Linked DNA regions of Homo sapiens: region 2 is linked to region 1. The links are chromatin loops, found by intact Hi-C in ENCODE. Cell type or tissue: dorsolateral prefrontal cortex. All regions are shown on one strand. Links, peaks and the distances in the headings refer to the core of each region. The heading gives the core; the rest is flanking DNA. Region 1 overlaps ITPR2-AS2 (ITPR2 antisense RNA 2). Region 2 has its middle 10 kb from the start of BHLHE41.

The links. Peaks named below come from ENCODE experiments on the same cell type or tissue, not always from the same donor. Only the 100,000 strongest peaks of a DNase experiment are listed, where the experiment ranks them.
Region 2: it touches region 1 in a loop (25-fold over the local background); 10 of 110 quality-filtered maps call a loop at or near these places.

What each region holds. Positions count from the first base shown.
Region 1 is chr12:26,325,405-26,328,219 of GRCh38, forward strand. All of the region lies in intron 1 of ITPR2-AS2 (ITPR2 antisense RNA 2), which reads left to right. LOC107984482 (a long non-coding RNA gene) reads right to left here. Exons shown (of 3, transcript XR_001749054.2): 2 at 980-1,072. Among named protein-coding and RNA genes, the nearest start is that of ITPR2-AS2, 7.9 kb to the left of the region's middle. In dorsolateral prefrontal cortex, for the core only: no CTCF peak of the experiment used is centred there; no DNase peak of the experiment used is centred there; H3K27ac peaks cover 270 bases.
Region 2 is chr12:26,134,121-26,136,935 of GRCh38, forward strand. It overlaps a transcript of SSPN not described here. Among named protein-coding and RNA genes, the nearest start is that of BHLHE41, 10 kb to the left of the region's middle. In dorsolateral prefrontal cortex, for the core only: no CTCF peak of the experiment used is centred there; a DNase peak (open chromatin) is centred at 1,171.

The DNA of each region.
Region 1 (2,815 bases), core at 56-2,555:
TGCTGTATCCCTCCTGCCCTCGAACATCGGACTCCAAGTTCTTCAGTTTTGGGACTTGAACTGGCTTTCCTTGCTTCTCAGTTTGCAGACAGCCTATTGTGAGACCGTGTGATCATGTGATTTAATACTTAATAAACTCCCCTTTATATACATACATATATACATACATATATACATATATACTAATATGTATATGTATATATATCCTAATGAATATCCTATTTGTTCTGTCCCTTTAGAGAACCCTAATACACCATCCTTCCTTCCTTCTTCCTCCAGTCATATCCCTAAAACTAAACATGATTGGGTTCTGCTTCCTGTATAAAAGCTTTGGGGCTTCCCCCATTATTCCTTGGGATAATAATCTAGAACAATTTCACAGCTACCTCTCCATGACACAAAGGCCCTTTTGACTGGCTGTTCCATGAAGCCTGTTTCTTTCTCTCCGCTCTCTCAGTTTGCTTTCACGCTTCCTGCGACTTCAGTGTCCCTCTCCCTGAGCCCTTTCCTTGGCCACTTCTAAATTCCCATTCAATTCTTCACAGTCTCTCTCAACACTTTGGACGTAGCAACTTCTTCTTTTGAGCGCCCACAGCACCTTCTATACCCTGCCAATAGATTTACTACATTGTATTAAAATCTATTTTTGGCTTATCACATCCTTGAAATGTGAGCTCCCCCAAAACAATGCTTGTTTTATTTATCTTTGTATCCCCAGTGCCTTGCTCAGTGCCTGGGATGATCCTGGGCCTGATGGATGTTTGTTAATAAAGGTAGGAAGAGGTAGAGCTTGGCTTCATTACTTCGCTTCTTTCAGGTGTTTATCCTGAATGTTCCTGTTCCAAGAGTTGCCTAGCTTTCCTCCTGCTTTTACCTTACTTTAAATATTAAAAAACACTGCGGTGGTCTTAGTTGTTTGGGCTGCCATAACAGAATACCGTATACTGGATGGCTTAAACAACAGAAATTTATATCTCACAGTTCTGGAGGCTGAGAAGTCCAAGATCACGGTGTCAGCTGATACGGTTCCTGGTGAAGGTCCTCTTCTGGGTTGCAGGCTGATGACTTCTCACTGTATCATCACAGGATGGAAAGAGAGAGAGCTCTGTGGGTTCCTCTGGTAAAGGCACTCATTCCACACATGAGGCCTCTACTTAATTACTCCTCAAAGGACCCTTCTCCTAATACCATCATACTGCAGGTTAGGATTTCAGCATATGAATTTGGTGTGTAGGGCCAAGAACATGCAGTCTTAATAGCTACAGTCCCATTCCTCCTTGAACCTTATTCATCCCACATCTCTATTTGTCTTTAGGGCACAGAATGTAGGCTAAAAGGATGGATTCTGGAATGACACTGCCTCTATTCTCATCACCACTTACCTGTTGTGAAACTTTTGGCAAATTGCTCAACCACCCCATGCCTCAGTTTCCTCATCTTTAAACTAGAGATAATTATATACTTATTTCATGGAGTTGTATGAGCATTAAATAAGTTCAAACTTAGAAGAGGACCTGACCCTGAGGACGCATACAGGGAATGTTAGCTGTTACTAGTTTTACAAGAATGTGAATTCTCCATCTGTGATCCTCTCTCTCCTCTCCTCCAAGCGCCTTCCTCTGGGTCCCACAGTCTACCTCTCTTATCTCACCTGCCACCTGGCTTCAAAATTGTCTGTGCACCTGTACTTCTCAGTAGCTGTTAAGTCATTTTAAGACATGCCATATCTTTTTATTTTGATTCACTCCCTGCCTGCCACTCTCCCCTAGAAGATATAGGCACAGAGTTGGCACTCAACAAATTACCACATTTAGGGGTACATCATCGACTATTAGCCAATATGATCTAATGGAAAAGTGACAGGCTATCACAGTCATCACTCTCCTCCCAACAGTGCTTTTTCAATAGAGTGTCTTCTAAAGCCATTTACCCACTTTATACCCAATTCTTCCACAATTATATTAAATTTTAAAAAGTGACTAATGAATAATGGACAATTCAAATCAGATAGGAGACAGTGGAGTCTGGCCAAGCAGGGAGGGGCATGGCCCTCCCAGAATTGACCATCATGCTGTGTGTGTTGGCTGCCTTCATAGTTCATTCACTGAGCCAGCCCGGGGGTTAAAGAATAATGAGATCGTGAAGGGTGCAAACAAAATCAGTCTCAATACTTTGTAATATAGTGCATTTATTACTTGTGTTTATCTGTGTGCATGCCCACACACAGCCCTGCTGCGTTATTTTAAGCCAAGAAAGGGACATGCTACAATGTATGTATCGAAGCAGTAGAACTATGTTGAAATTGTTGAGTAGCACAGGCAAATTGCCACCTGCTGTGTATCTTGAAGCCAGAACATTGGAGCCTATTACAGGTGAGTTTGAACTAATAGTAATGTGCTTCTCACTTAAAATCTTCTATCAATCATACTATTTATAGTTTTTCCTGTAATCAAATTTAGAGGGGTATTAAAAAATTGAAATGCAGAGAAGGCTCTTCTGCCACCACTTCCTTTAGTTCGATATTCAGTGGCATCCCTACTGTGTGAAGGCTGACTTGAAAGTTTGGCAAGGCTGGCTTCTCTAGGGCATCTCCTGCTACACTGAAGCAATTCTGCACCACCTTTCCAGGTGCTCTCAATCAGCAATGCTGAAGGAAGAAGAATGCAGAGTTCCTTTTAGTAGAACATTTTCCTCACTTCCTCTTTGCTCTTCTTGCTTGAGGCAGGTTGATAGGCATGGCTGGCAGCCCAAATTGCAGTGCCCAATAAGCAACCCTTAGAGAGCCAAAGTGCATCCTCCCACACTGATTCTAGCT
Region 2 (2,815 bases), core at 157-2,656, 190 kb before region 1:
TCTCATCACTCATTTCTCTGCCCCCCTTTCTAGAATCCAGCATACCAGCTTTCTTTCAAAAAATATTTTTTAATGTACCCTGCTCTTGCTGTCTCAGGTCCTTCACTCACACTGTTTTGATTGATTAGAATGTTTTGTTCCCACTTCCCCAATGTCTTTCCCTTCTCTTCCTCCTACTCAACCTTCGGGTGTCATCTGAAACATCACTGTCTCCAAGAAGCCTTCTCTGAGTTCCTGGACCAGATTTGTCTCCTTCTATCAGCTCCCTTTGTGCCTGTCTTTCATAACTTCTGCTGACTGAAAGACTCATATGACTTTTCAGCATCTGTCTTCCCCACTAGTTTGTAAGCTCCATGAAGACAGACACCTGAATTGTTTACTGCTGTATCCCCAGTGTCTAGGACAGTGTTGAGCACAGAACAGACACACAACTCTTCTGAATGATTCCTAAATGTGCTCCACCAAATCATCTATACACTGAAGTTGGCTTTGTTCCAGGAAAACACTTGAATGACAAGTCATAACCAAGCCACATAACATTTGAAGTGTCCTTGTACCTGTTGAGGGTGGGGAATATAATGTTGGTTCCCACCCTCCCATCCCCCACTAGGACTTTCCTATATTGGTGTGGCTTTTATGGGCAGGGACACCCTCACTATACTTAGAGTACTGCATATTTACTTCTTGGCTTTACCAGGCACATGGAGATTAGAAAGTAGGTACCATGAAGGATCATAAAATGCTCCTGATATTGCAGGAAACTCAGTAGTCTGGCAGGGTCTTTAGTGAAGTAGTGGGAAGTTCTGTCAGGGGGTAGGGCCTGTGGCTGTGGAATTGCTGTTTGTCATTGTACCAGGATTGATGTGCTCGGTGCCCAGAAGGCAGTAAGCTCTGCTCCCTAGCAGCCTTGGTAAGTTGAGTTTCTCACTTGCAGAACTTTTACTTCCTTTCGCAGTGTGCATTAGCAAATCAGAGAGACTGTAAAAGCTGGAGCCAGTCCAGTCGAATTCCACAGGTGCTCCAGAGACCGTGGGTTGGTGAGGTAACATCCAGGGCATGGCTCTCAGAGGCCAGAAGTAGGGAGGGGCGCAGAGTTTGGCCTGGCAAGCTGTGTTTACAGGTTTGCTGGGCTGAGTGGATCACAGGAGGGGGTCCTGGGGCAGAGCCAAAGAGCTTGGTTACCAAGAGTGCAGAAAGAAACAAGCACTGTGCCAGGATGTAGGAGTCAAGCCTCAGACTCCGGAACAAAGTGGGAGGATTGAGAGCCAGTGAAGCCAGTCCATCAGAATGCCAAGCTGGTAGGCACAGAGGAGGCAAGGAGCAAAGGGTCAGTACAGACAAAAGAGAGCTGGGGCAAGATGCAGGAGGCAGGAACCAGGTCTGGAGGATGCGCTACGAATGTGGAGGAATTCTCCTGGAGGTGGTCAGTCAGTCGTGCCCTTGATAGGCTGGAAATAGGGTCAGAAACACATCAACCCTCACCCTCAAGCCAACTTTGCATTTCCTCCTGGCACTCGTACTTGCAAAAACACATAGCTCTCATTTCTCTAATTATGTATTCAAAAAGAAAGTTTTGATTTTTCTGGTCAAGGGCTTCTTGCAAAATCAAACTACGTTTGCCAAATATAGCCCCGGTGACCACAAGCCATCAGCAGGCCTGGGTCTGAGTTCACACCTGCTCAACATTCCTGCATTGCCAGTGGTGATCCAGCTGAGATACAATTCTGAGTCAATTTTGTCATTGGATAATGGCACTACTGATTTTTCCTAGGCTTTTTATTCTGTTTTAGAAATTCTGCTTCAGACATACCAAAGGTAATGAAATAGACATATCTCATATTTCTGTCCTTGTTTCATATTACAGTCCACCCTCCATATCTGTGGGCTCCCATCCATGGATTCAACCAACCTTAGGATATAAATATTTGAAAATAAATTGTGTCTGTACTGAACATGTACAGACATTTTCCCCTTGTCATTATTCTCTAAACAATACAGTTTATTTATATAGCACTTACATTGTATTAGGTGTCATAAGTAATCTAGAGATGTTTTAAAGTGTATGGGATGACGTGTGTAGGCTATGTGTAAAAGACTATGCCATTTTATATCAGGGGACTTGAGCACCCAAGGATTTTGGTATCCACCGGAGGTCCTGGTACCAATACCCTGCAGATACCAAGGGATAAGTGTGTTTCATGTTGCTGTGTATGGTGGCAGAGTTGGTATGGACTTAGGCTTTAAGATCAAGAGGACCTGAGTTTAAATGCTGTTTTCCCCTGAGTAGCTGTGTGACCTTGGACAAATTATGAATGAGTCGGTTATCTCAAATGTAACTACAGAGAAATAGCAGTACCTCCCTCTGTTTATTGCGTGTCCATGACAATGCGCAGAGAACACCCCCATCCTAGTAGGTGAGCAATAAATGATAGCTATTATTTTTCCCATTTGAGCTGCTTGGTTAAAATTATGAGTGTCATAGAAAATATGGGTGTATGAAAATAATTGATGAATTGAGTAACATTTTAAGTTCAAGAGGTAAACCTATTGCTTTCCATTACTCTTTCCTCTAGTAATGGGTGAATAACAATAAAACAGAAGGCCAGACCTGTCAACGTGATTTTCCATTAATGAGATATAGTTAAGAGTCCATGGTACTTCGTGTGCTACTTGGAAATAGGCAGTACTGGTCACAACCTTATCCTTTTAAATCATGCTATTTAGACAGCTCCTCTGAGAGCTGTCACATAGTTCCACATTTATGTGCAAATTGGGGGAAATCCTGTTAGTCCATGCTTTGTCGTAAGTTAAAGCC